7 separate regions of the Homo sapiens genome follow, and regions 1, 2, 4, 5, 6 and 7 are each linked to region 3. The links are chromatin contacts, found by Hi-C or POLR2A ChIA-PET in ENCODE. All regions are on one chromosome and are shown on one strand. The core of a region is the stretch at or near the end of the contact, and the rest is flanking DNA. Distances in the headings are between cores, read along the strand shown.

Region 1 (3,788 bases), core at 603-3,102, 2.4 Mb after region 3:
CATACTTAATTTTCACAGCAACCCTGTGAAGTTGGTTGTTATCCATGTTTTACAGATAAGGAAAGGAAGTGCTCCAGGACCCCACAGGTAGCAAGTGGCAGCCAGGATTCAACCAGAGCTTTTGAGCCCTAAACCCTGCATTCCTCTCGGTATACAGCGCTGCCACGATGCCGCAGAGCAATAGCATGTCAAGTGCTCGCAGGATGGATGCATAAAGAGGTGGCAGCTTACATCAAAGCCAGGTGACCTCCCGTCCAGCTCCTGCAGCCAGGAGGTGTGAGATCCCTGGTGGGCACATAGAGCTAAAGTTCTCCCACCTGTTCTTTCTAGGGCTTAAGCTGCCATGAGCCAATAGGCATGGATGGATGTGATATCCACAGCATGGTGAGCCATGGGCAACAGGGGCATGACCTAGTCCTGACCACACTGGGCCAGCACCAGGCCGGCCATGCCTCCCCAGAGCCTCCCTGGTCTGGGAAGTTTGTGGGCAGGATAGCAGAGCTGTGAGGATCAGTTCCACCTTGCAGATGAAAGAGTACCCTGAGGCCCAGACAGAACCCAAGTGCTGAGCCCGAGAAGCGAAAATCAGCACTTGGGCTTTGTTCCCCAAACCTCTCCTAACATGAGCATCACCGGGGGCAATTTTTCTAAAGCAGATTCCCAGATAACTTCCCCAGAGTTTCTGATTCAGTAGGTCTGAGATGCGGCTCAGGAATCTGTGCTCTAAGCTGCCGAGTGATTCTTCCAATCAGGATATTCTGAGAAACATGAAGTTACTGCTTCCTTAAGGGATTAGGGAAAAACCTGCAGATTGGATGGGAATGAAACAGACCTCCTACCAGAAGTGAGGTAAAGGTCGAAGCCTGTGCTCAGGCAAGCGAGCTGCGTGAGTACCTAAAATGTGTAGGGGATTCCCTCTTCGATGAGTAAAACGGCCAGAGCTCGGCTCTTAGGAAGGTTAACTCCTGAAATGTTGGGTGGGGTCAGGGAGGGACGCCATGGAGAAAAGGGCTTGGCTATGACTCTCAAAGCCTTCAAAGGAAAATGCCCCCCTCTGGCTCCCCAGGATATGGCAGCACAAGACGTCCAGTGGGTAACTGGAAAGAAACCGTCCCAGGGCTCGTCACAAATCACTGCCCAACCAATGAATCACAGGTTATCTAGACAGGCTGAATTCACCACCTTTGCCCATTGGCCGCTTAGGTGCTGAGGCCGCAGGATCTGCCAGCACAGGACCATCAGTTCCCTCCCGTGCCTTATTTACATTTCATTTTATTATTTTTTTAAATTTTATTTTAGAGACATGGGGACTTGTGTCGCGCAGGCTGGAGTGCGGTGGCACAATCACAGCTCACTGCAGCCTCCACCTCCTGAGCTCAAGAGAGCCTCCCACCTCAGCCTCCTGAGTAGCTAGATTACAGGCACGTGTCACCACCCCTGGCTAATTTTCTTTTAATCTTTTGAGGCTGATGTTCTGGTACGTGGGAAAGGAGAGGGAAAGGGGCTGCAGAAGAGAATGAGAGAAAGGGAGGAAGGAATTGAAGACATTCAAGTGTGAGTGGGGAAATGCATAAAAGAGAAAAGGCTACGCAGGGCCAAGTGGACCCCTGAAAACACAGACACAGAGCAGGCACATGCTGGTGGTGCATGGCAGGGCGCTGTGCTGGGGGCTGTCCCGGCCTGGAGAGGGGCAGAGGGATTGCAGTTGACATGTCAACAATCGCTCCTGAATGGCAAGCCCGAGCCCTCCCCTCCACTCCTTCACTCCTGAAGTCCGGTCAAGAGGCTCCAGGCTCTTTTTTGTTACCTTTTTCCGCACCACTGGTTGCCCTGGCAACAGCCGCAGCTGGCCCGTCTCCCAAATCACAAGCTGTAATGAGAATCTCAGGCAGGTTTGTTCTGCTCTGCTGGCTCGCAGACAATAGGTGGAACGCTGGCCCACAGCTGTGGTTTCAGAACCTGTCCCCGAGGATGCCCCGCAAGTAAGGGGAGGGAACAGGGTCTGGGAGGAAAGGTGAGAAAGGGCTCAGCTAAGAGAGAAGGCAGCGGAGGAAACAGGAATGTCCTGGAACTTCCCTACCACCACCTCTGGGACAAACCGGCTGGATGGGAGTGCACAGTGGATGGATCCATAGCTGAATACACAGCAGCACCTAAAGGAAGTGTCTGCCCAGCCCCCAGCCTGCGCCTGCGCCTCCACTGTTCTCACCCAGCGGCTTCAGTGAAAACACGCTGTCCAGATCCACAAATGACCCAAAGCTTCCAGGGAGAGCAAATGTGCTGCAGGCGACAGAGCTGGTATTCATAAAAGAGACCATATTCGATTGGAACAGTGGGCGGAAACTAATAATTTTGAGAAAGATATAGGAAAAGTTGGCTGAACAGAAATTGTCTCGAGAGGCCGGGCGCGGTAGCTCAGGCCTGTAATCCTAGCACTTTGGAAGGCTGAGGCAGGTGGATCACTTGAGGTTAGGAGTTTGAAACCAGCCTGACCGACATGGTAGAACCCCGTCTGTACTAAAAATACAAAAACAAATGGCCAGGCATGGTGGCGGGCACCTGTAATCCCAGCTACTTGGGAGGCTGAGGCAGGAGAATTGTTTGAACCCAGGAGGTGGAGGTTGCAGTGAGCCAAGATCACGCCACTTCACTCCAGCCAGAGCGAGACTCCGTCTCAAAAAAAAAAAAAGAAAAGAAAAAAGAAATTGTCTCGAGAGTCCAAATCACTCGCAAGCTCAGTGCACATCAACAGGGACGCAGCAGCTTAGAACACAGACGCAAGCGGGAGGCACGTGTGCCAGTGTGTCACTGCAGCCCATTCTTTGCCTGGTGGCTGAGCACCCCTCAGGTAAAGTGTATGGGGTCTTAGAAGTCAAGTTGGTGGATGCAGTTTGAATTCAGCTTCCAGTATTTAAAATGTTTGTAATTGTATAAATCAGAGGCTGTGTAATGTTGGGGTCAAAAGCAGGAATGCTGGAGCCAAACTAACTGGGTGTGAATCCCAGTGTTTATAAGCTGTGTATCCTTGAGGAAGTTACTTCACCTCTCTGAGTGTCAGTTGCCTCATCTATACAATGGAGGCAATAGCACTGCCTCCCTCCTAGGGTTTCAGTGAGAATTGAGTCAGTGACTCTAGGTAAAACACTCAGAAGAATGCCGGCACACCGAAAGTGCAAATTCTGGTTGCTAATGGTATTAGTGACTCAGCTGTTGCTTTCAAAAGGTTGATGAGTTGTTTTTGCCTGGAGGGCCCTGGACTCGGAATGCCTGGCCACCCTCAATACTCTCGAACCTAAACTCCTAGTCACCCTTGTATGGTCAGGCTGTGTCTGGCCACTCCCGACAGGAGGTGAGTAAGAGGGACCAATGACCCTCTCCCCAGAGCAGCCCGAGGCCACATGCACCAGCCCATGGTGCTCCTATGGCCCTTGGAGAGCCCCACTAAGGAAGGGCTGTCCCTCTGCTGGCTGGTCCGTGGGGACCCAGTATTCTGAGGACTCACAGCTGCTGAGGAAACACACTTCCACTACCAGCTTCACACCCAGCACGTGCGGGAGCCGTGGAAAGCCACCACCCTTGTCTCCCTTCCTTAGCTAGGAACCCTCTCTTCTTCTTCACTGGGTCTTGGGAAGACTGGAGAGGGCTTTACCCCCTGAGAATGGAACATTGTATAATCATCTACTTGTTCAGAGGAGAGAAATCCTACTCCAGCTCAATCTCTAGAAGAGATTTCTGTAGGCAGCCCAGCACTTCAGCTCAGACGCCATCGCACGCTGGGACCTTAGCCA
Region 2 (3,591 bases), core at 603-3,102, 2.7 Mb after region 3:
TCAAACAGATACTGTGCACCAATGTTCATAGCAACACTGTCAACAGAAACCAAAAGGAAAACAAGCCAAATGTGCATCCGCAGATGAGCGAAGAAACAAAGTGTGTCCATCCATACAATGAAATAGGATTCAGTTATAAAAGGGAATCGAGGCTGGGCGCGGTGGCTCACACCTGTAATCCCAGCACTTTGGGAGGCCGAGGTGGCCGGATCACGGGGTCAGAGATCAAGGCCATCCTGGCTAACAGAGTGAAACCCCGTCTCTATTAAAAATACAAAAAATTAGCCGGGCATGGTGGCGGGCGCCTGTAGTCCCAGCTACTCGGGAGGCTGAGGCAGAAGAATGGCGTGAACCCGGGAGGCGGAGCTTGCAGTGAGCCAAGATCGCGCCACTGCACTCTAGCCTGGGTGACAGAGCGAGACTCTGATAAAAAAAGAAAAAAAGGGAATCGAGCATTAAAGTATGCTACATCATGGATGAACCTTTGCAATATTAAAATAACAGAAGCCAGACACAAAAGGTCACATATTGTGTGATTCCATTGATATGAAATGTACGGGATAATTAAATCCATAGAGACAGAAAGCAACTTGGTGGATGTCACAGGGACCTTTGTTTGAATCCCAACTTTGCCATTTATTGGTGGTCTAACCTTGAGCAGGGCATTTAACCTCTCAAGATTCCAGTTTGTTCATCTGGAGAATGGGGATGACCGTCAAGCCCACCTCAGCAGGGCATCGTATGGGAACTCTGAGCTTGGACCCGCTCAGCAGTGTTTTTTTTTTTCTTTTTGAGACGGAGTCTCGCTTTGTCACCCAAGCTGGAGTGCAGTGGCACAATCTCGGCTCACTGCAACCTCTGCCTCCTGGGTTCAAGTGATTCTCCTGCCTCAGCCTCCTGAGTAGCTGGGATTAAAGGCGTGCACCACCACGCCTGGCTAATTTTTGTATTTTTAGTACCGACTGAGTTTCACCATGTTGGCCAGGCTGGTCTTGAACCCCTGACCCTCCTCGGCCTCCTAAAGTGTTGGGATTACAGGCGTGAGCCACGGCGCCCGGCCCCTGCTTAGCACTTCTGTCATAGGCTCCTGTAACACGTGCCATTTCCAGTTGTTTTGTATCTGGATGTCACGTTAGACTGGACCCCATGTTGGCAGGGACTGCAACCGCTGTGTTGACCACTGTGCTTCTGCCCTGAGCACAGTCCCTGGCACGTTGCCGTCACAGTCTGGGAGGGGAGAATGAAGAGTGACTGCACATGGGTGCGGGGTTGTATTTGGGGTGAGGAGAACACTTTGGAGCTAGATAGCGGTGGTGCCTGCAGAACAGTGAATGTTTTAAATGCCACTGAATTATTCCTTTTATTTATTTATTTATTTTAGTTTTTTTTTGAGACAGGGCCTCTCTCTGTCACCCAGGCTGGGAGTGCAGTGGGACAATCATAGCTCATTGCAGCCTCAACCCCCACCAGGCTTAAGCCATCCTCCCACCTCAGCCTCCGGAGTAGCTGGGAACACAGGTGCACACTACCATGCCCGGCTAATTTTGTTTTTCTTTTTTCGGGGACAGGGTCTCACTATGTTGTCCAGGCTGGTCTCGAACTCCTGGGCTCAAACGATCCTCCCACCTCGGTCTCCCAAAGTGCTGGGATTACAGGTGTGAGCCACTGCACCCGGCCCGAATTTTTCACTTTAAATGGTTCATTTTACGTTACTTGAATTTCACCTCGATAAAAAAACAACAAGGCATCTGAAGTTGTCCACAGGCTTCACACAGCACGTGGAAAGGCGGGCCGGGGTGACTCACCCCTCTGGGGGTCAGGAACGCCGTTCTGGATAACTCGCATCCCCCTGGGGATGTGAGTCTGAGCTGCCCCGGCGAGCGCAGCTGTGTGCAGGGCCCGCAGTTCCTGTTTCCGTCGAGCCTACAGCCCAGAGAAGCGTGTGCTTCTCCCCACGGAGGTGGGTCTCCGTTTCAGGGTCAGACCTGAAAGCATCGGTTGCGTTTGCTGGAGTTGTTGTCAGCATGTTTGCCGCTTTGATTTAGAGGCCGGGATAAAGGGCGATTATCAAAGGACTGCATGTTCCCGGCATGGCCACGATGGGCCCCGGCAGTGTCCCTGGAGGCAGCAAGCTCACTGGACAGGAACAGAGGTGCCATTGTGTGTGGCTAAAGCAGCTAGAAAGTCAGTGCTTCTCTGCTGCACTGTGAGGCGGGAAGAAGATGTATTTCCACCTCGCGGGGCACCTCGTGTCCTGTCTGGGGGGTCTGTGGGCACCAGTGTCCACCCAGGTCCTGCTGCAGAAAGTGGGGAGGCCAGTGGCTCTGGGGCCCTCATTTGGATTTTTTGAGAATTCGTGCCTCCACGCTTTGTCCAAAGCTCTCCTGAAAACCCCTTCGAAAGTCAGGCACAGCCTAGTGAAGGTGCTGTTCCCACGGTTCATGTCATGTGGCCCTGGAAGGTCTCACTCGCTGCAGGTGACCGGGGGGCAGGAGGACATACAGAAAGGCTTCAGCCCACGACTGCCCTGGTGACGCGGGTCATGTCCTCACCCTCACGCCCCCTCATTGCCCCTTTATTTCTGGCATTTCCTTCCTCGGTGGGAGGCCCCCTCTCTGGTGCTGCAAATAAACACCAGACCCCGCCCATCAATCACACCTCTTCAGTGACACAATGACACCCTTTCTGTGCATCAGTGCCCTGTGCTGTCAGAGTCTCGTGACACAGATTCAAACTATTTGGGGATTCTATTTTGGCCAAGCACTGGCCAGTTATTTAACAGGTATGGATTATTTTAACCTTTGTAATTACTGCATAAAGCAGGTGTTACTAAATCCATTGTACGAATAAGGGTACTGACTCAGGTTGGGATTGGCCAAGGCAAGAAGCTGATTAGTGGTGGGGCAGGATTCAAATGTCTGAGTTACTGTTTTTTATACTGTAAGTTCAAAAAACAACAATAACAAAACAAAAACCAAAACAAACAAATAAAAATAAATAAGTAAACTGTAAGTTTAATAAGCTGGCCCTATAAGTAAACCAGTTACTGGAGGCATTCTCCCTCCAGAGCGAAAACAAGAGATTTCTGTGGCAGCTGTCGTATATTTGTAGAGATGGGAGTGATTTGGATAGATTGTTTAACGGTAGGCGCGGGGTCTTCACACAGCCCCTAAATCACCAAATGTGACTGCCTGGTCTACATGCACCAGAAGCTGCTATTTGACAGCTTTACTTAGCGAATGGCTTAATCACGGCATTTCCCCCTCGAATTGATGTAAAGGTGACTCCAAGAGCACAAATTCATTGAAAGTGTTTCTGCCACCATCCCCTTCATGTATACATCAAAGAAAATCAAGAGTAGGATGCCCCTGAGGCCATGGCGTGAGCTGGAATGCTCTTCTCCAACTCATGGTGTTGTCTTCTATATTAGTCTGTTCTCTCATTGCTATGAAGAAATACCTGAGACTGCATAATTTATAGAAAACAAGGTTCAATTGGCTCACGGTTCTGCAGGCTGTACAGGTCGCATAGCACCGGCAACAGCTTCTGGGGAGGCTTCCGGGGGCTTCCAATCATGGCGGAAGGCGAAGG
Region 3 (3,610 bases), core at 417-2,916:
GAATGGATAAAGTGCGGACTAATCGTTCAATTAAAAAAAAAAAAAAAAAAAAAAAAAAAAAAAAAAAAACCTTACCAATATAAGGGCCTACAGTGGCATGTAACAAAGATATGGGTCACATAACGTGAAACAAAAGATACACATGATACAGTATTATCCTAAACAGGTATTATTCAAATAGGTAACAAGACATTGTCAGAACGCATAAAAATGGTAAAATATTAAAAAAAAAAAAAGCAAGGACATTTCTGTATGTTATGACCGTGATAATCTAAGAGGGAGGGAGAGAGTTACGAGCAGTTAGGGGAATCTTCAACTTGGTCACAGGGACACTAATTTTCTTTTTTGAGACAGATCTCACTCTGTTGCCCAGGCTGGAGTGCAGCGGTGCAATCTCGACTCACTGCAACCTCCACCTCCCGGGTTCAAGCAATTCTGTCTCAGCCTCCTGAGTGGCTGGGACTACAAGTGCTCACTACTACGCCCAGCTAATTTTTGTATTTTTAGTAGAGACAGTTTCACCATGTCGGCCAGGCTGGTCTTGAACTCCTGACCTCAAGTGGTCTGCCCGCCTTGGCCTCCCAACATGCTGGGATTACAGGTGTGAGCCACCGCGCCCAACCTATTTCTAATAATTATTCTCACCTGAATGAGATGGCTCACACCTGTAACCCCGCAATGCGAGAGGCTGAGGAGGGGGATCAAACCAGCCTGGGAAACAGAGCAAGATCCCTGCTCTTAAAAAACACGTAATTATTATTCTCTCCAATTGTATTATATGTCGTATGGGATTTTCTACATTAATGTATCCCACCGAAATATTTATTTTAAAGATAATATGTACAGGAAGAAAAAACCTATTCAGTCACTGGCAATATTATGAAGATATGCTATAACCAACATTTGCTTACTGATTTAGCAAATTTCAGAATTATGGGACAGAAGCGTTTTAAGAAGTTACTTATCAAGGACATGATAGGAAACTCCTGAGCGGTAAGGCCAGGCCGAACTCATGCCACGGACGCCCCGTGCCTCCCGGCCTGGGCCGGCAGCGCTGAACTATTACCTTATATTAAACACGGGCTCGTGGATTACCATGAACACTAAACTGCTTCGTCATTTTTTTCCCCATAAATTGAGTCATTAAAAAAACAAAACAGTTCAATTCCGGGAGGCGTCAGTTCTCTGAACACAGCGAGACTTTAAGTATGGGCTGTGGGCGCCTCGGGTCTCTTAAGGACTCGGCCTCCCAACAAAAATGAACTAGGAGCAAAGCTGTCAGCGAGAACCGCAAATGCCGACCCCATTTACTACCCCCGTTAAAGCCCACGCTAATGGAGGGCCCCGCCGGGAGCGCCGCGGGCAGGCCCGGCCCCCAGCCCGGGGCATCGCCCCTGGGAGTAGGAAGGAGCTCCGAGGTCCTCCGGCCTCGGAGCCTCGGATGCGGGAGCTCCAGGAAGGGCTCGGGGTGCGGGACGCCCACAGCTTGGGGAGCTGCCAGCCCCGGGCGCAGGGACGAGGACCCCTACGCCTCCGGCCTGCCCTGGACCCTCCCCTCCCGGGTACCAGCGCGCCGAGCGCCTCCCGTCGCAGCGTCTCACCCGCCGCTCAGCCGCCTCAGCACACACAGGCCCTGCCGCCCGCCGCAGCGCCACATTGCGCATGACGAGCACCTGGCTGGCGAGGAACCCCCTCTTAACCCGACGCAGGGCGCGGGGCGGGGCTTGCCGTGACAGCTACCACTCCTATTGGTCAACGCGAACAGCGACGTCCTCTGCGATAGGCTGTAGGTGAAAAGGGTAGGCCTCCACTGCTCTGGGACGGGCGGGAGGGCGGTGCGGACGGAGATGGGCGGGAGGGGCGGGGCCGACGTGCCGAAGGAGGCGGGCAAGGCGAGGGGCGTGGTACGGGTAGAAAGGGGCGGGGCCGTCTTGCCGAAAGGGGCGGGGTTCGGCCAGCAGCAGGATGTGGACAGATGATAGGAGGGGGAAGTGGGCAGGCGAGAAGTGGGGCGTGGCGAGAGGCGTGTGTATGCAGATGAAGTGGGGCCTGGTGAAGGGCGGGGCTGCGCTGGTGAAAAGAGGGGCTCCTGGAATGGCGTGCTGTGTTGGGTGGGGCTGTGCAAGTGATGGGAGGGGCTTAGCGAGGGGTGGCTCTTTGCAGGTGAGGAGTGGAGACCAGTGGGAGAGGGGATTGCAAGTGAGCTGAGCCTTGGGGGCGGGGCTTGCAGGTGACAGGGTGGAGCCTAGTGGGCGGGGATGCAAGTGAGCTGGGCCTTGGGGATGGGGCTTGCAGGCGATGGGGTGGAGCCTGGTGGGGCGGGGCTGCAGGTGAGCTGGGCCTTGGGGGCGGGGCTTGCATGCGAGAGGTGGGTCCTTGTGGGGGCAGGGCTGGCAGAAGTGGGTGGGGCTTGGTGATGGACCGCGGTGTTCAGGTGAGGGTAGTGGCCTGGTTGGGGGCTGCCGGAAGCTGGGCCAGGTGAAACTTGGTAGCCCTCTCTGGCCTTGGTGTGGGCGTTGGTCCTGTTTGTAGGGCTGAGCTGAGCTCCAAAGGCGTTCTGCTGCCCCGCCAGGCCTGAACCTTGGGGTCTGGGGGCTTCTTGGATGAGATCTCAAGGCTGCATGGCAGGTCCCAGGGCCAGGGCCCCACGGTGTCACACGTATCACGGATGGCCGCCAGCGAAGCACAGCACAGCTCCGAGCTGCTGCATGGGAGCCTGTGGCCCCCGCTGCTGCCTCCGCTTTCCTCTTCGTTTCGTGTCTAGGAAGATGCACCTGAGCCCCCTGACATTGCCCAAGTGCCCAAGGGCCCTTCTGGGAACCCCCAGAGAGGCTGAAGGAGGCCCCCGTAGGAGTGGGTGGTTCTGCACTGTGGGCCAGAAGGGGCCCTGGGATTAGCCACGCTTGGAGAGGGTGGGGTAGCCCTTGGAGGAAGTCCGCACCAAGTCTGACCTTCCGGGTTTCTCAGAGCCTCTCTTCCTTCCTCCCTTCACCTTCTCCCTCTTTTTTTCCCCTTGTATCACGAATACAAACAGGCTCAAATCTCCCTCTGTCTCCTAATGGGCTCTGAAAAAAAAAATTAAAAATTAAATGGTAAGTAGATGGCTGCAGTCGGCTTGAACAAGCTAAAACTTTGGAAGCAATGTGGAAGGTAATACTGTGGGAAAAAGTCCCAACGTGTCTACCCTAAACTCTCCATAGGGCAGCCAGTTCTGGGCTGCAGGTAAACACGTACCTCCTTATTGAAGAGCCCAAAGGAACCAGAACACAGGCAATAATAGGAGCGACAGACACAAACACGCTCTGCGCATCACCCGTCTTCTAGGGAGAATTTGGGTGTGTGCACACAAAATATCCGATCTAGGTCTCAATCAATTTAGAAAGTTAATTTTGCCAAGGTTAAGGGCATGCCCATGACACAGCCCCAGGAGGTCCAGATGACATGTGGCCAACATGGTCGTGGCACAACTTTTTTTTTTTTTTTTTTTTAATACCGTGTCTCACTCTGTCGCCCTGGCTGGATTGCAGTGGCGCAATCTTGGCTCAGTGCAACCTCAGCCTCCCGGGCTCAAGCGAGTCTCCTGCTTCAGCTTCCCGAGTAGCTGGGATTA
Region 4 (3,700 bases), core at 280-2,779, 2.6 Mb after region 3:
GAAGGTTTTCTCTTGCCTAGAGACATCTAAAAGTGTTATTTTGGGATGTTACCTGTAAAAAAAAAAAAAAAAATTGGTTTGACCCTGAGAGATTATAATAAATTTCAAAAAATTTGAAGTGGAAGTCTACATTAAATGACTCAGGAATTTGAAGTCAGAGTACATAGGATACACAAGATTTACATCAGTATTCATCTTAATTATGATCAAGCAGCCCAAAGTTAGAATTTCAAATTTCCCCAAAAATTGATAGTTAAAATGGTTTTCTCCAAAGTGAATTCTTTTGCAAGATGAACATTTAAAAAAAAAAAAAAAAGAACAGAAAAAGTACAAACTACAGAACCTGCCTGCGTTATCTACAGATTACCTAAAGTTCCCTTAGAAACAGATAACCAGGAAAATCAATATACCATGATATTAGGTACACCTTGCATTCATATATTACAATGCATTCTTCATGTTATTATCTTCCAACTCCCTGAAGAAAGCTTCGGAGTACAGAGAACTTGGCTTTTAGCAATCCATCACCAACCCAATTCTTAGGGGAAAACAGTCCAGAAGAGACAAAGGAGGCAGAGAACCCACCAAACAAAAGGAAAAGGCGGCGAAGGTCAGGTGCGAAAGCATTTGACGGACAAGTTTTGAAAAAACTCAATTCCAATTCTACAGATGCTCAGTAAGTGAGAAGGGAGGGTGGCTAAAAGGATTCAATAATACTTCTCATTAGCAGGGGGGAGAAAGGATTAAAAGACTAATTTCCACGTTTTCGCCAAAAATATAAGTTAATCAAGCCCTAGCAGTTCCGAAGCAGTGATTATCCAAGACTTGTCAGGAAACCCCGTACTCGGCTTTGGCAGCCAGACTGACCCGGGGCAGCGGCCGAGGCGGAATAGGAAATGCAACCGCGAGGCCTGCACCGTCCCCTCCGCCTCGGGTGCTGGTTTCCAACCGGGCGAGGTCACCGGCCCAAACCGGGGAGCGGGACCCTTGGCCCGGGCGGCCTTCTCCCCTCCCCTCCGCTTCCGCTGGGGGCAAGCGCAGAGGCCGGGCTCGGCCGTCACCCCGCCCCGAGCCTCACGGCCCGCATCTCCATTTCCCCGCCTGCCCCTCACACTGGGAGCCGCCCGCTCGCCCCGGGACGCGGGGCGCCCCTGAACCCGCCCGCGCCCCTAGCCACGACTCCCGTCCCGAAAACTACGGCTGACGGCAGAACGAGACCCCCGAGGAGCTGCGACCCGCGGGCCGTGCAGGAGCCGGGGGTGCGCCCGCCCCGGCTGCTCAGCCCCGGCCCCTCAGCCCTGGCGCCCACCGTCAGGCCGGTGCCCAGCACGATCACGTCGTACTCCTCATTCATGGCGGGGCAGGCGCGGACGCAGGACCCGAGCAAGGAAAAGGCGCAGGGGCTCCGTGACCACCCTACGAGGCTGGGAGGCGCTCTTGGGCGCGAAGGAAAGGGGAAGAGAAAGAGAGGAAAATGGAGCTGGCGACAAGGCGAGACCGACCGCCACCTCAGACGGGAAGAGAAGAACTGGGCGGGGAGAGGAGGGGAGGGAGCGAGGAGGGGAGGGCTGTGACTGAGCCTCCGCAGCCGGGGCGGGGCCTGCAGGCGCCGGGAGGGCCGCCAATCAGGCGCTCCCGGCACTCTAATTGGTTACGTCCCCGTCGCTCGCACAACTTTTTTTCCTTCCCCGCCTCTCGCGAGAGGAAAAGGGCGGGGCGTCGCCATTTTGGCTTCCGGTTCCCCTTGCGGCCTCTGCCACGGTGGTTCGGGAGGCGGCGCGCGGGCCGGGGTGGAGGTGCACGGAGCCGCGGGCGGGGACTGCTGGCCACCACCGTTCTGACTCCCGCCGTCGGGGCGGGAGCTCGCTCGGTCCAAGGTCCCAGAGCCGGATCGCCGCCCTTGGACTTTGAGCGGGCGCGTGCGGCGGCCACGTGGGCGAGGAGCGCGGGCCGGGCTGCCTCTCGGGGGTGGCGGCCTTGGTTCCTCCCGCGGGGCTGGGCTTGCCGGGGCCCGGAGCCCGCCGGGAAGAGTTCGGAAATCACACGTGTCCTTTTTCCCGCTCTGTGCCCTCCTTGTTTAGTGCGTTGCCGGTGGGCGCTTTAGGAAATTGGTAGGAGGAAAAGCGGCTTCTTTTGAAAAGGTAACCCTTAACAGAGATGAAAGTGAAAGCCAGGTTTCATTGGGAAGCCGATCTGCACCTACCGAGGGCTGTAACTTAAAGCCGCTGTAAACGTGGTAGCTGATCCTTGTATGCAAAGGTTTAGGCCCTAAGCTTAGAAACTGTTCCTTGCTTGCCTTCTACCCCGCTCCTCTTTTTCTAGAATTCTCTTAGGAATCTCTGGCTTCATTGAGGACACAGGTGTAAGCAGAAGCTGTGTTCTCAGCTCCAAGAGGCCGACCCCACGAAAGCCTAAGCAGGTGAATTTCGTAAAGACGTTGACAGTTGGAAAACCTGTGCTTTCAGCACGTGATAAATCTGCAGAGTCAGCAGACAATGAAGATTTGGCATTCAAGAACTCCTCAAATACTTCTCGATAGTAGCTATTCAGAGCCTGCCTTGATAGACCGAACTTGCTCATATTTAAATCATTAAGATAGAGGAAAGAATGTAACAACTTTTTAAAATGTTTCTTACCCCATAAATACTTGAAGAAGATATGTTATATTGGACCATGGATCTTTCTGGGGGGGAGGGGAGAAGAAAGCAAAAGTAAAGTTTAAATTTACATTCAACCTTAATTTGATTGTATATATTTGTGACCAAATGAATTAGTGCACAGTTGACCATACAACTGATTATGCAACAGTGAGTGTAACTGACTTTTCTTTTGGCTAAGCTAATGATGACTAAAGAAGGTCCTTCTGTTGCTCTGTCTTCAAGTCATCAGGGGGTCATACTACCTATATTTTTGAACCAATATGAAATAACCCTTTTTCTTTATTTTTCTGAGACAATCTCACCCTGTCGTCCAGGCTGGAGTGCAGCGGTGTAATCATGCCTCACTGCAGCCTTGATCTCCTGGGCTCAAGCCATCCTCCCACCTCAGTCTCCCCAGTAGCAGGGACAAGAGGTACAGGCCACCACACCTGACTATTGGCCCTTTTTTTTTTATTAGCAATAACAATAAAGAGCTTTTTTCACAATTGCCATCAGCCTCTGGCTCTTGAAGAGAAATTTAAGCATGTCAACTGAATTATGTTAACCATGTTTTAGGTGAAGACTATTTTATCGATACTCAAGAGTTGTGAGAAACTTGAAGACACTGAGATAAGGGAATTGAATTTAAGGCTAATAAGGATCCCTTCCTTACTTAACACTGAAGTTCATTTTAGTTCACAGTACAGGCCCTATGGCCCAACAGAAGGACAATAACAATCAAACCTGGACTAAGCCTTAACGGACTGAGTGCATCTAAAATGTTGTACCTGAGCCAGGCACAGTGCTTCACACCTGTAATCCTAACACTTTGGGAGGCTGAGATGGGAGGATCACTTGGGGCCAGGAGTGGGAGATGGGAGAATCACTTGGGACCAGCCTGTGCTGTAGAGCCTAGGTAACAGAGACACTGTCCCTATAAAAAAAATTAGCTGGAGGCCGGGCACGGTGATTGATGCCTGTAATCCCAGCACTTTGGGAGGCTGAGGTAGGCGGATCACAAGGTCAGGAGTTTGGAGTTTGAGACCAGCCTGGCCAATATG
Region 5 (4,084 bases), core at 1-2,500, 2.1 Mb after region 3:
ACATCATTCAAATTACATTCTCAACTAATAAGGAACTTCTGCTACATAAAACACCTAACTCATGTTTTCTTTAATGTTTCTATTATACTGTGCTTCTTGCAACCTGTATTTGTGCCATCCGTATTTTACAGCCAATTATGAAACATACAATTATAATTTATCTTACTTTCAACTCATCCCTCTGGCTGGTCAAGGTCAGAACTCTGTCTGATTCTATGAGTCCATGTGGTTACATTTATCTCAACATTGTGTTTGCTATAAATTTGATGAGAATATCCTTTATATTCCATTGCTAAAGCTTTTGCACTAAATAGAGATGTTCCGTATCAAGTCACAAGAAAATTCTGTCTTCATTGATGTGAACTGCCTGGAGTCCACAATTCAACAGGTTAAAAATTTGTCTAACGTTCAGTCCACCCGCCAGCTAAAAACTGAGGCCTTAAAGAACTGAGCAAGCTTGTTCTCCTCTCAGAGCTAGTCTCAGCCACCAGCATCACCTTTTTAGCTGCACTGAAAGAAATCCTGGCGGGTTTTCTCTAGTGGGGACCACCAGATAGGATGATGAGGGGATAAAGAATTTCTTCCCACCTTCTTGGTGATGTCTTTGTCCCTGTGTCACTCTCATTGAAGTAGCTCCCCAGTCCCTACTGTGTCTCTCCATCTCACTCCTCAGTTTTAGTTTCTTCAGAACAATTGTGATCAGAGCAATTGCCTGAATTATTCACACCAAGTGAGTTATTTATCAGAGGAATAAAGGATGTTTGAGCCATTCCATATCAAGTATCATCTTGTTTTAAAACATTTTGCTGGACAGAAAGAAAAGTCATTATTTACAGCAAAACTACAAAGAGTTGGATACAGCCCCAAAACTCTGATAGGAGATTTAACCATACAGAACAAGAGTTCAGCAAGGATGCTGCAATTCACGAGGAAAGGCTAACCCAGGGTTATGAGAGAAATGTTAACATTGCATGGCGATAAAATGCCAAATACCTTGCTGTGGTTTGAATGTGTCCCCCAAAGTCCATGTGTTGAAAGTATAATCCCCAGTGCAACAGTGTAAAGACGTGCCCTCTAAGAGGTCACTAGGTCATAACGGCCCTGCTGTCATGAAGCACTGACCTTATTATTGCGAAAACGGGTCCATTATCGTGAGAGTGGGTTTATTGCAAAAGTCATTTCAGCCCTCTCTTGTCTCTCATCCTCTTACCCCTGCGCTCGTGCCCCCTGCCTTCTGCCATGGGATGACACAGCACAAATGTCCTCACCAGATGTGGGGCCTGTGATCTGGGACTTTCAAGACTCCAAGACTGAGCCAAACAACTTTCTGTTTTTTATGAGTCACTCAGTCTCGGCTATTCTGTTACACAACAGGAAACAGACTAAGACACACCCATATAATCCTCTCTGAATAAATGGGAATCCATTGTCAAGCAACAAAGAGAAATGCTGCCCGACTCTCTGGGGAAACACACCTTACCCCTCTTTTACCACCCCCACATAAGTAGGGAGCCAAAAAGATCAGCTTTCAGAGTTCTCAAAATGCCTTCTGAAAAGTCTGGTTAAGACCACACCTTCTGACCGGGAGTCTGGTTCGTTAAGACTGCTGTGACAAAGTACTGTACACTGGGAGGGTTATAAACAAAAGACATAGATAGCTCACAGATCTGAAAGCTAAAAGTCCAAGATCAAGGTGCTGGCAGATTCAGGGTCTGGCGGGGGCCTGCATCCCGTGTCACAGACAGCTGTCCTCTCACTGTCCTCATGTGGCGAAACAGGCACGCAATCTCTCTGGGGGCTATTTTATCAGAAGCACTGGTATAGTTTGGACATTTGTCCCTTCCAAATCCCATGTTCAAGTTTGATCCCCATTGTTGGAGATGGAGTCTAATGGGAGGCTTGGGGGCCATGGGGTAGACGCCTCATGAAGAGATGAATGCCCTCCCAGGGGAGGGGGGTAAGGTCTTACTCTATTAGTTCCCATGAGAGCTAGTTGTTAAAAAGAACCTGGCCCCTCCCCTCCTTCCTGCTTCCTGTCTCACCACACGATCTCCGCACACACCAGCTCCCCTTCACCTTCTTCCACACTTGGAAGCAGCCTGAGGCCCTCACCAGAAGCCCAGTCCTGAAACTTCCAGCCAGCAGAACTGTGAGCTGAATAAACTTCTTTTCTCTATAAATTACCCAGCTTCAAGTCCTCCTTTATAGCAACAATAAATGGACTAAGAGGGGCTCTAATCCCATTCATGAGGGTTCCACCCTCACGACCTAATCACCTCCACAGGACCCACCACCAAATAGCATCACCTTGGGGGTTAAGGCTTCATATACGACTTTGGTGGGGATGTAAAGATTCCATTCATTGCACAGGGCAAAGGGAGGCCATAGCAGCAGGGTCATAGTGTTCTGGGGCTGCTCACTGCCCCTCACTCCCAGGCCTGCCCCACCCCAGCCAAGGCCTTCATGCTGCTCTGGGCTACCTCTCCCAGGTCCTGCATCCCAAGCAAAGGTACAGACTCAATTGAGATCTCCTGAGACTCACTCCCTGCCCCTGCAACAAGATGGACATGTCCTTGTCAAGTTCTTCTCTAGGAAAATGTGGGCATCACATAGAGACTCGTACCTACCTGTGCAGAGGTTTTCCAGAGCCTCGATCACCCCCTCTGTCTCATCATTGGTTTCTGGCTTCAGTCTCACCTTCTTGGTGATGTCTTTGTCCCTGTGTCATTCTAATCAAAGTAGCTCCCCAGTCCCCACTGTGTCTCTCCATCTTACTCCTCAGTTTTAGTTCCTTCAGAACAATTGTGACCAGAGCAATTGCCTGAATTATTCACTTATTTTGTGGTATGTTTTCATATTTATTGACTGATTTCTCCAACACTAATCACCACACCTAGAAAAGCTCCCTAGTATGTGGTCAGTGCTCAATAAATATTTGCGGAATGAATGAAATTGAGTTCTAAGCATAGGCACAGTGGGGTTTTTTTTTTTTTTAAGTTTTTCTGTGCTCTGTTCTTATTTTCTGTGATCTGCAAACTATCTCTAAATCCTTATGAAAGATTGCGTCCAACACTGTTTTTTGCAGTGGGAAATTGAGAGGCCCATGTTGCACTCAAACAGAGCAGCAAAGCATTCGTCATCCCTCCCCTCAGGGCTGGGACTAACAGCAGGGCCTTCCTCAGCAGAGTACAGCTATGCCCAGCTGAGTGACAAATGCTCTAGTCAGAGAACACAGCAGCACAGGAGGCCAGCATGGTGGCCACAGGGGGAGTTCACGCGTGGCCGCTTGTGGACAGGTGCAGGGTGGCAGCCCTGAGGAGGTTCAGAACACCAGGGGCATCTTGAGGTAACAGCATCAGTCATGAACCAGGATATAAAAATCCATGCTGCTTATTTAAACAGGATGTGTAATCAGACGGTTGGAGTATCTACAAAGAAGCCAGTCAGGAAACAATAAAGCAACCCAGAGGCTTTTAAACACAGGAAGTCGCTACCCTCCTAGGCTAGAGAAACAGAGGTAGCAGTGCTGGAGGCAGAGCCCGGGGTCCCTGGAAGAAGCAGCAGCCATGGAGGGCCTGAGGGAGGCAGCCAGGACGACTGGAGGGATGGAAGCTGCTGCTGTGTCCCCTAGAGAAGGGAAGAAAGGCACCTGGACTCCAGCTTCCCTTTCTGCTCTCAGCAGCGCCTCACAGTGGCCAAGTCCAGCTGGAAGGCAGCAGGCAGAGAGGGCAGCACCCAGGGCAGAAGAGGCCGCTCTCCTGGGCTACAGCAGAGCAGGAGAGGGAGGAGGAGGGGCACTGAGCAGACAGGAGTGTCAGTCAATCAGGCTGACCCTGGCCCCGCATCCTCAACGGGATGTTAATGAAATACCGCCTTCTTCTGTAGTTCAGGCTGATGGGGCAGGAATGCTGGGTTATGTAAGTGTCGCAGTGTTCACTGAGGGGGATAACACGAAAAACTTATTTGTTCCTGGGAAAATTTCTTAAATCTCATTAAGGCTTCTTAAGCATTCACAAGATTAAAGCCACCTTTGCCAGAGGTTAGGATTAATAGGTGGGGCTAAATAGCCTACCTGAAATTCAGT
Region 6 (3,853 bases), core at 526-3,025, 2.7 Mb after region 3:
AGCCAGGGGCCAGGTCTTCAAAACACACACATCCTTGGCACAGATGGAAAACCTAGAGGATTCAGGGGTCTGGCAGGCAGGAAAACAGCTTTGACCGGCAACCTCTGTGCCTTCTGTGAGGACCCTGGGAGAAATAATAAGGGGAAAATGATTGTAACGAACGTGTACCTAGAGGAGAGGGTGCCTGGGAGACAAAGCAGCTTATAAGCTAGTTCACAGGATAGCAGTGAATTGGAGCAGAGCTAAGAAAACCCACAGACAACCCTCAACACATAACGAAGTCTATTCCCCTGCCCCAGTGGGGAAGATGTACTTCCCTATGTTCCTAAAGATGTTCACGCCCTCTAACGAACCTGACCTAGTGAGTACTAAAATCAGTGTCAATCTAACAAACGAAATGCAATTGGCTTGTGTGATGGTGGAGCAGAGTATCTCTGACTGTGGTGGTTATGCAAGGCTGCACGTATGTGATACAACTGCACTGTGCTCTACACACACGAGCGCGTGTATAACTCAGGAATTCTGGATATTGATTGGAGCAATGCCACTTGAAACAATGCATTGGTGCAGAAGTAACTTAGCTAAATGTCCCCAGAACATCGCATCCGGAGGCTATCTGTATAGTGCACACACTTCATTGTTTGGTAACATTCTCTTTGGTTATATTCTACACTATTCCGTGCTCTAGAAAGGGAGGTGACTGCCCCGACCAGTTAACCCACAAGGGCAGGAACGAGGGACTCTGCAGGTCATCTGCGTTATAAGGGAAAGTTGGGCAGGAGGTCCCTGCCGCTGAGCAGGCCTGGGGTGAGAACTAGGAGCTGAGAACAGCTACGGTGTCCAAGGGGACGGAGAAGCACAGGGAACTCGCTACGACTCTGCGAGTAGAGGGGAGGCGGGGTGTCTTTCCGCTCCACACCTACCAGTCGGCCTTCTTCAGGCAGTCGACCGCTGCCCCCCGGCCCAGCAGGTAGCGCACGCAGTCTCGGTGGCCCATGGAGGCCGCCTCGTGCAGAGGCCGCTTGTAGTCTCGGTTGGTGGCCTCGATGTCCATGCCCCAGGCCTCGGCCAGATAGGCCAGCACGTCCCGATGCCCGTGGCGCGCGGCGCAGTGCAGGAGGGTATCCCCGGCCGGCCCCGGGCAGCCCCCGGCCGCCTGCAGCTCCTCCTTCAGGGCGCGCAGCCGGCCCTCCTGCACCAGCCTGCAGAGGCGCCGCGGGTCCCCGGGCTGGGCCATCGCCGCGGGTCGGGCCGGGCTGCGCGGGGAGGCGGCGGGCGGGACACCGGCGGCCGGGCAGGGAGAAGCCGAGGGCGAGTGGGACTTTCCGCCTCTTCACGCAACCTGCCCCGCGCGCCCCGAACCCGGCAGAACCGCCCCTCACGCCCCCGGCTTTGTCCCCGGCAGAGCCGCCTCCTCAAACCCCCGGCCTAGTCCGCAGGCGGGCTGCCCCCTCACAGCCCCGGCCTGCCCCGCGTGGGAGAAGCCGCGGTTCCGGGCACGGGGCGGTTTTTCCTCAGGGACGGAGCGGTCCGGGATGAGCACGGAGGGGCCTGGGGATCCGAGAGCGCTGGCGTCCGCCGTCCTGGAGCTGCAGCGGCCCGTACGTGATTCGGGACTGAACACGTAAGGGAGTGGGGCGCGCCGCTACACCGCAAAGCCCCAAAGTGGAGGGTCCGGGAGGGCGCGCACAGCCTCGCCCGGCGCCGTGCAGGGTGGCTCCTGAGGCAGCCAGGCCCAAGCGTGACCTGCCCCGCACGCGTCCTCAGGGCCGCCCCAGCCTCCAGCCCCTGGGGGCCGGCGTTCCTGGGCTCCGCCCCCGTCCCCGCCCCTCGACCGCCGCTGCTCCGCGGGGACTCGGGGAGCTCGAAGGAACTCTGGGAAAGTTTCCCGCTCCGCCCCGGCCCGAGCGGAAGCGCGGATGGGGCGTGGCCCGGTAGCTGTGGCCGCGCCCCCACCGATTGCGCATTTCGATTGGCGTTAGTGGCCGTCCGTCAGCACGCCCCCTCCGGTCTCGCGTCCCGATTGGTCGCGGGGGCCGTCAGTCCGGCTCCGGCGGCGGGCGCTTCCCGGGGCTGCGGCGGGGCGGAGCTCGCGGAGGAAGTCGGCGGGCGTCTCGGGCTCCAGGTCCCGGCCAGAGGAGGAGCTCGCTGCCGGGGGACGCTGGGCTGAGCGGCCGGCGGCGCGGGCCCGGCGGCGGCGGCAGCGGGGTCCGGGTCCGGAGCGCCACAGTGCGTGAGGCCGCAGACGTGGCAGGGAGTGTGGGAGGGGCTCCGCCGTGTGGAAAACTTAACCTCCGGGGTCCTGCGCGGGGGGTCCGGGCCCGGGGTGGGGCAGCGGGGGCCCCGGGGGCGCGAGGCTGGGCTCGGGCAAGCGCGGGCGTGGGGGCTCGGCCGTCCGGGCCGTGGGCAGGTGGAGGGCGCGGCGGGGGTGCGCGGGGGAGGCCAGGGCGCTCACTGAACTCGGTCGGGAGCGGCCCCCGCGCTGCCCCCCGAGGCCAGGAAGGCGCAGCGTGTGGGTCCTCGGGGCTGAAGGGGCAAGCGCGGGGACGTGGCCTCGGCTGCTAGGAGGCCAGGCTTTCCCGTCTACTCTGACGTTTTGACCTTGGGCAAGTCATTTTTCGCTGCCCTCTGCCCCTGTGTCATCGGTAGCTTCTCTGCCCCTCCTCTGAGCATGGGAAGCCTAAGGCGATGTGGGAGGCCTGGCGCTGGTGGAGGGCACGGCGAGAGCTGGGCAGGCTGTGGGTGATGGAAGAGATCAGTAGGTGTTGGGTTCCTTACCCGATCTGATTAGGTGCCAGTCACTTAACCTCTCCATGTTTTCGATTCCTTTAGGGAGTAGAATGGGAGTAGCTCCTATTTGCCAGGCCTAAAAACGAGTGCCGTTTACATTTTTTATTGCAGTCTGTGGTCCGAAGACAACCCTATGAGGCATCAGTAGGGTTTTACAGGTGGGGAAGTGGAGGCCTAACCAAGTCAGTGACTTTCTTACAGAATTACAGGTAATAAAGTCTTCTGGAAGGCAGGATGGTAGCATGTGTTGAGTGTCCGCCAGCGTCTGCCGCTGTGGTAAAATGAGCGGAGATAAATGAAAAGACTTCTGGAATGGGCCCATGAAGATAAGTCCGTTTTACTCATGAGCAGATTGAGTTTGGTTAAGGTAACAGTGATGTGGATAGCCTCTGGAGACAGAACTAGTCCAAGTACCAGCTTTGCTCAGGTTATTGTTCTGTCGTGCCTTGTCACTCCAGCAAAAGAAAAAAAGGAAGGCATAAAAGTTGTTTGAAATGCACAAAAGTGTAGGGCGTGCCAAGCAGTGTTCTGCTGCCGTTGAAGTTAGTGCAAATTGGAAGTTGAGGCATCTGGTAGCTTCATGCTTTTTGCTTTTACCCCTGCCCCTCTCCCAGTTTCAGATGACTATCTTCTCTTGCATTATGTCTCTAGTTTCCCTGTTTTTTAAACATAATTGGGACACACGGGTTCACAGTAGGTTGGAATATATATATATATTTTGAGACAGAGTCTCGCTCTGTTGCTCCGGGTGGAGTGCAGTGGCACGATCTCGGCTCACTGCAACCTCCCCCTCCCGGGTTCAAGCAATTCTCCTGCCTCAGCCTCCCGAGTAGCTGGGATTACAGGCGTGTGCCACCATGCTCGGCTAATTTTTTTGTATTTTTAGTAGAGACGGGGTTTCACCATGTTGGCCAGGCTGGTCTTTAAACTCCTGGCCTCAAGTAATTCACCCAGCTCGGCCTCCCAAATGCTGGGATTACAGGCGTGAGCCACCGTGCCTAGCCAGGTTGGAATATTTGAACCCAGGATAATTGGTTACTTCATTGGTGTTGCACATTCGATT
Region 7 (3,878 bases), core at 167-2,666, 3.0 Mb after region 3:
ACATTTTGTGTATCCATTCATCTGTTGTTGGACACATGGATTACTCTACCTTCTGGCTGTTGTCAATAATGCTGCTGCGAACATGGGTCTACAAACATCTCTTTGAAACCTTGCTTTCAATTCTTTGGGGTGTGTATATACAAGGAATAATCTTTTATTTCATAGCTTTAGCATCTATTGATGATTCTTGAGTGAAACACTTATCAGAGTGTCCGTAAAATGGCTATTTACCATTTTTGTCATTCTTTCCACATTTATTAGTTGGCATTCTTTTGTAAAGAAGCTCTTTCCTGCCCATCCTCCCTTTTACTAGCTTTAATTTCATCATCATTATTAATAGTAGTAATAGTACCAATGTGGACTCCGGGATTTTTAAAATTATGACTGCATGTGTTAGAATCCATTCCTGACATACTCAATTGATGCTCAAGCCACTCCCAGTTTGGGTGAGAACCCTTTCAGGCTGGCTGCTGTGTCCTTGACACGCCCCCTTCAGCTTTTGAGCTCTGTCTTAACTCCTGTTCCAGGCTCCTTGTGTCCTTCCCAGTCTCGGCCTTGGGAGCAGCCACTCCTCCAAGGATCCCTGGGTACTTTCAGTGGAGGATGGTCCTTAGAAGGCTGGATCTGGGCTTTTGTGTGCCTCTTCTTGCTACCGGAGTGTCCGTGTTTCCAGGGCGTTTTTCATGGATGGAGCTGGGAAACATTTTAAAATTGTAAATTCAAACGGATCAGTTATTCCAGTCCAGCAGCACAGAGTTCTTCCTCTCCTTCCCCCGTCCCATAATTGTATCTTTCATTTGCTTTCTGTGTTTTCCCCAGGAATGTTGTCTTCATCTTGAATCTCCTTTGCTACTGGCTGTACTCATTAGCAACATAAAATTCCTCGTGATAACCTCTGACCCCTATCCCATGTGTGATGACACCGAGTTGAGGGAGATCAGACATTCAATGCAGAGGTGGGGGCCAAGACCAAGCCTCCTGGGGCTTAAGAAAATATCTCCAGAGACGGGAAGTCTGGAAGGGAACTCCATCACGAATATTTTATGTTCCCTCCCTCTATTGTTCTCAATCACTGCACAAGTGTATATTACTTTTTTTAATAACAAAAAGGAACTTTTAAGGTAACCCCCCACAACCCTATATAGACTGGATGTCAACTCTTTAGTCCTAGATACACCTGGAGCCTGGCGTCGTGGGGACAGAGGCAGGTCCCTGTGCTGAGGGCGGTAAGACAGGGCGGGTAGGTGGGGACCCAGCTGGGAGGTAGGGGGGCCAGACGGGACATCAGCTCCCGGGAGCCCCGCTCTGGGCACGGTGCGCGCCTCCACCCTCCATTGCACCCCGCGCCTGCTTCCTCCCAGGTGCACCTCGGGCGCCTAAGCCAGCTGGGTCCCGGGCCCCGGGAGCAGCTGCGGGCCCGACGGGGGCGTGGCGGGACCGGCGGGGGCGGGGCCTGGGGGTGGTCCGCGCGGATTGGCTGCTGCCTGCGGCGCACGAGCCGGTCAGCGCGCACCCCGCCCTTCCCGGGCCGTGCGGCACGCCGCGTTCACGTGCTGTCGCGCGCCCTCCCGGCGTGCGCCGCGCGGCCCCAGCCTGCTCTGCGGCGACTGTCCGGCTCGTGAGCTCCGCGTGGATCCGGCGCTGGGCCCCCTACGCTCTGGGGACCTGGGGTTGTGTTTCCGGCAAAGGATGTTTTCCGAGAAGGCCTGGGAGCGGCTGTAAATAATACCCGAGAGGAAATAGGCCCGGCAGGTGTTTTTGCGCGTCCCGGCGTTGGGTGTGGCTGCGGCGGGCGTGCAGGCCGCAGATGAGGAAACAGACTAGGAGGGATTTAGGCATCTGGACTCTGCGGGGCGGCCCGGGCGCGCAGCCCGTTTCCCTGTGGGTTGAGGGCGCGGGAGAAGTGGGCGGCCCACCCCACCCCGCGCGTGGATGCGGGGCTGGGGCAGGTCCGCGGTGGAGGCGCCGCCAGTGAGCACCCGGGGACCGCTCCTAGCCCCCAGTGTGGGACACAGACTCCCTGAGGACCTCGTATGCGTTGGGTCTGTGGCTCCATCCGAATCTTCATGAACAGGGCCTGCGGTGAATTTGGGGAGAGTGAGTGAGCGGGTGAAGGGTCAGGAAATAAGTCACAGGAGGCATGGTTGAAGAATTGGGGATGTTTAACCCAGACATGGCAGGACTGGGCACACTTGACCCCTGTCTGGAAGTATTTGAAAGACTTCTGAAGGGGGCCAGCCCCTCCACACCTGTGGGTGTTTCTCGTCAGGTGGGAGGAGATACTGAGAAAAGAAATAAGACACAAAGTATAAAGAACAGTGGGCCCAGGGGACTGGCACTCAGCATACGAAGGACCCGCACTGGTGGCCGTCTCTGAGTTCCCTCAGTATTGATCATTATTTTTACTATCTTGGCGAGGGGAGTGTAGCAGGGCAACAGGTGGGGAGAAGGTCAGCAGGGAAACATGTGAGCAAAGGAATCTGTATCATGAATAAGTTCAAGGAAAGGTACTGTGCCCTGATGTGCACATAGGCTAAGTTTATGTTTCCCTTTACTCAGACATCTCAGTGTAGCAAAGAGTAACAGAGCAGTATTGCTGCCAGCATATCGCCTACAGCCACAGGGCGGTTTTCTCCTATCTCAGAATAGAACGAATGGGATTGGTCTGCTTTACACCGAGACATTCCATTCCCAGGGATGAGCAGGAGACAGAAGGCTTCCTCTTATCTCAACTGCAAAGAGGCCCCCTCTCTTTCACTACTTCTCAGTACAGACCCTTTACGGGTGTCTGGCTGGGGCACGGTCAGGTCTTTCCCTTCCCAGGAGGCCATATCTCAGGCTGTCTCAGTGGGGGGAAACCTTGGACAATACCCAGGCTTTCTTGGGCAGAGGTCCCTGCAGCCTTCTGCAGTGCATGGTGTCCCTGGTTAATCGAGAATGGAGAATGGCGATGACTTTTACCAAGCATACTGCCTGCAAACATATTGTTAACAAGGCACATCCTGCACGGCCCTGAATCCATTAAACCTTGATTCAATACAGCACATGTTTCTGTGAGCATAGGGTTGGGGCTACAGTTACAGGTTAACAGCATCTCAAAGCAGAAACAATTTTTCTTAGTATAGATCAAAATGGAGTTTCTTGCGTCTTCCTTTTCTGCATAGACACAGTAACAATCTGATCTCTCTTTTCCCCACAACTTCCTTATGAGGAAGAGGCTAGACTTTCCTTCTCCCTGGGGGCACAAAACAGATTTTCCCAGGTGGAGAATTTCAGGTCAGTTACACAGAGCCGGCAGGGATGAACATGTCTGGCGTTCTTTGCAGGAGCCAGATGTTTACCTATGTTAGTGGGAGAATAGTGGAGCTCAGATGCAAGTTCTCATCTGCCAGACTCCAAAGCCCTTGCCTTTTCTCGATGCGTCTATTTTTTTGTAAATGTTTTAGTTCAGAGGTACATGTGCAGGTTTGTTATATAAGTAAACTCGTTTGTTGTAGATTATTTCATCACCTAGGTATAAGCCTAGTACCCAGTATTTTATTTTCTTTTTTCTTTGTCTTTGTTTTTTTTTTTGAGACAGAACCTCACTCTGTCGCCCAGACTGAAGTGCAGTGGTGCTATCTCCGCTCACTGCAACCTCTGCCTCCCGGGTTCAAGCGATTCTCTTCCCTCAGCCTCGTGAGTAGCTGGGATTACAGGCGTGGATCACCAGGCTCAACTTTTTTTTTTTTTTTTTTTGAGACGAAGTCTCACTCTGTCATCCAGGCTGGAGTGCAGTGGCACGATCCCGGCTCACTGCAACTTCCGCCTCCTGGGTTCAAGCGATTCTCCTGCTTCAGCCTCCCCAGTAGCTGGGATTACAGGTGCCCCGCCACCAC

What was found. A loop is a pair of places that touch in the nucleus more often than their neighbours do. ChIA-PET counts read pairs that join two places held with the same protein, here RNA polymerase II (POLR2A). Pooled maps may share reads with other maps.
Region 1: a map with no recorded cell type shows a loop between it and region 3 (16-fold over the local background). The contact joins the enhancer-like site here to the promoter of PITRM1 in region 3. A Hi-C loop is called at or near these places in 2 of 37 single-sample maps with no recorded cell type and 2 of 50 pooled maps.
Region 2: a pooled map shows a loop between it and region 3 (5-fold over the local background). The contact joins the enhancer-like site here to the promoter of PITRM1 in region 3. A Hi-C loop is called at or near these places in 1 of 37 single-sample maps with no recorded cell type and 2 of 50 pooled maps. POLR2A ChIA-PET finds 5 or more read pairs at or near these places in 1 of 52 experiments (HCT116).
Region 4: a map of natural killer cell shows a loop between it and region 3 (11-fold over the local background). The contact joins the promoter of GDI2 here to the promoter of PITRM1 in region 3. A Hi-C loop is called at or near these places in 7 of 168 maps with a recorded cell type or tissue (CD14-positive monocyte, CD4-positive, alpha-beta memory T cell, CD8-positive, alpha-beta T cell and 3 more), 2 of 37 single-sample maps with no recorded cell type and 17 of 50 pooled maps. POLR2A ChIA-PET finds 5 or more read pairs at or near these places in 2 of 52 experiments (PC-9 and activated CD8-positive, alpha-beta memory T cell).
Region 5: a loop to region 3 is called in a map of naive thymus-derived CD4-positive, alpha-beta T cell, with 16 times the contacts of the local background. The contact joins the enhancer-like site here to the promoter of PITRM1 in region 3. A Hi-C loop is called at or near these places in 3 of 168 maps with a recorded cell type or tissue (CD4-positive, alpha-beta memory T cell and naive thymus-derived CD4-positive, alpha-beta T cell) and 9 of 50 pooled maps.
Region 6: a map of CD8-positive, alpha-beta T cell shows a loop between it and region 3 (30-fold over the local background). The contact joins the promoter of ANKRD16 here to the promoter of PITRM1 in region 3. A Hi-C loop is called at or near these places in 4 of 168 maps with a recorded cell type or tissue (CD4-positive, alpha-beta T cell, CD8-positive, alpha-beta T cell, naive thymus-derived CD4-positive, alpha-beta T cell and 1 more), 1 of 37 single-sample maps with no recorded cell type and 16 of 50 pooled maps.
Region 7: a pooled map shows a loop between it and region 3 (14-fold over the local background). The contact joins the enhancer-like site here to the promoter of PITRM1 in region 3. A Hi-C loop is called at or near these places in 1 of 37 single-sample maps with no recorded cell type and 5 of 50 pooled maps. POLR2A ChIA-PET finds 5 or more read pairs at or near these places in 1 of 52 experiments (BJ).

The regions. Positions count from the first base shown.
Region 1 is chr10:5,581,904-5,585,691 of GRCh38, forward strand. No RefSeq gene overlaps it. Among named protein-coding and RNA genes, the nearest start is that of LASTR, 12 kb to the right of the region's middle. RefSeq lists enhancers at 1,501-2,029, 2,636-3,788. Within about 2 kb of position 1,853, at least 7 of the 41 ENCODE cell types and tissues checked have a DNase peak (open chromatin) inside an H3K27ac peak, as active enhancers do.
Region 2 is chr10:5,838,564-5,842,154 of GRCh38, forward strand. No RefSeq gene overlaps it. Among named protein-coding and RNA genes, the nearest start is that of TRV-TAC3-1, 13 kb to the right of the region's middle. RefSeq lists enhancers at 1,461-1,760, 1,971-2,150, 2,431-2,480. Within about 2 kb of position 1,853, at least 9 of the 41 ENCODE cell types and tissues checked have a DNase peak (open chromatin) inside an H3K27ac peak, as active enhancers do.
Region 3 is chr10:3,171,116-3,174,725 of GRCh38, forward strand. It overlaps PITRM1 (pitrilysin metallopeptidase 1), which reads right to left and starts at 1,667. Exons shown (of 27, transcript NM_014889.4): 1 at 1,602-1,667. The coding sequence starts at 1,657. RefSeq lists silencers at 1,192-2,031, 2,322-2,481 and an enhancer at 2,680-3,217.
Region 4 is chr10:5,811,905-5,815,604 of GRCh38, forward strand. GDI2 (GDP dissociation inhibitor 2) reads right to left here and starts at 1,530. Exons shown (of 11, transcript NM_001494.4): 1 at 1,310-1,530. The coding sequence starts at 1,354. LOC124902367 (a long non-coding RNA gene) reads right to left here and starts at 1,293. Exons shown (of 2, transcript XR_007062041.1): 1 at 411-1,293; 2 at 1-52. RefSeq lists silencers at 811-1,350, 1,491-1,760, 1,821-2,000 and enhancers at 952-1,544, 1,545-2,137, 2,201-2,300.
Region 5 is chr10:5,290,586-5,294,669 of GRCh38, forward strand. No RefSeq gene overlaps it. Among named protein-coding and RNA genes, the nearest start is that of LINC02561, 21 kb to the left of the region's middle. RefSeq lists an enhancer at 602-1,801. Within about 2 kb of position 1,251, at least 25 of the 41 ENCODE cell types and tissues checked have a DNase peak (open chromatin) inside an H3K27ac peak, as active enhancers do.
Region 6 is chr10:5,888,118-5,891,970 of GRCh38, forward strand. It overlaps ANKRD16 (ankyrin repeat domain 16), which reads right to left and starts at 1,776. Exons shown (of 8, transcript NM_019046.3): 1 at 924-1,776. The coding sequence starts at 1,237. It overlaps FBH1 (F-box DNA helicase 1), which reads left to right and starts at 2,126. Exons shown (of 21, transcript NM_178150.3): 1 at 2,126-2,229. The coding sequence starts at 2,229. RefSeq lists silencers at 1,059-1,338, 1,349-1,458, 1,599-2,318, 2,509-2,558.
Region 7 is chr10:6,162,260-6,166,137 of GRCh38, forward strand. It overlaps a transcript of PFKFB3 not described here. Among named protein-coding and RNA genes, the nearest start is that of MIR3155B, 12 kb to the left of the region's middle. RefSeq lists a silencer at 1,164-1,643 and an enhancer at 2,054-2,163. Within about 2 kb of position 1,417, at least 30 of the 41 ENCODE cell types and tissues checked have a DNase peak (open chromatin) inside an H3K27ac peak, as active enhancers do.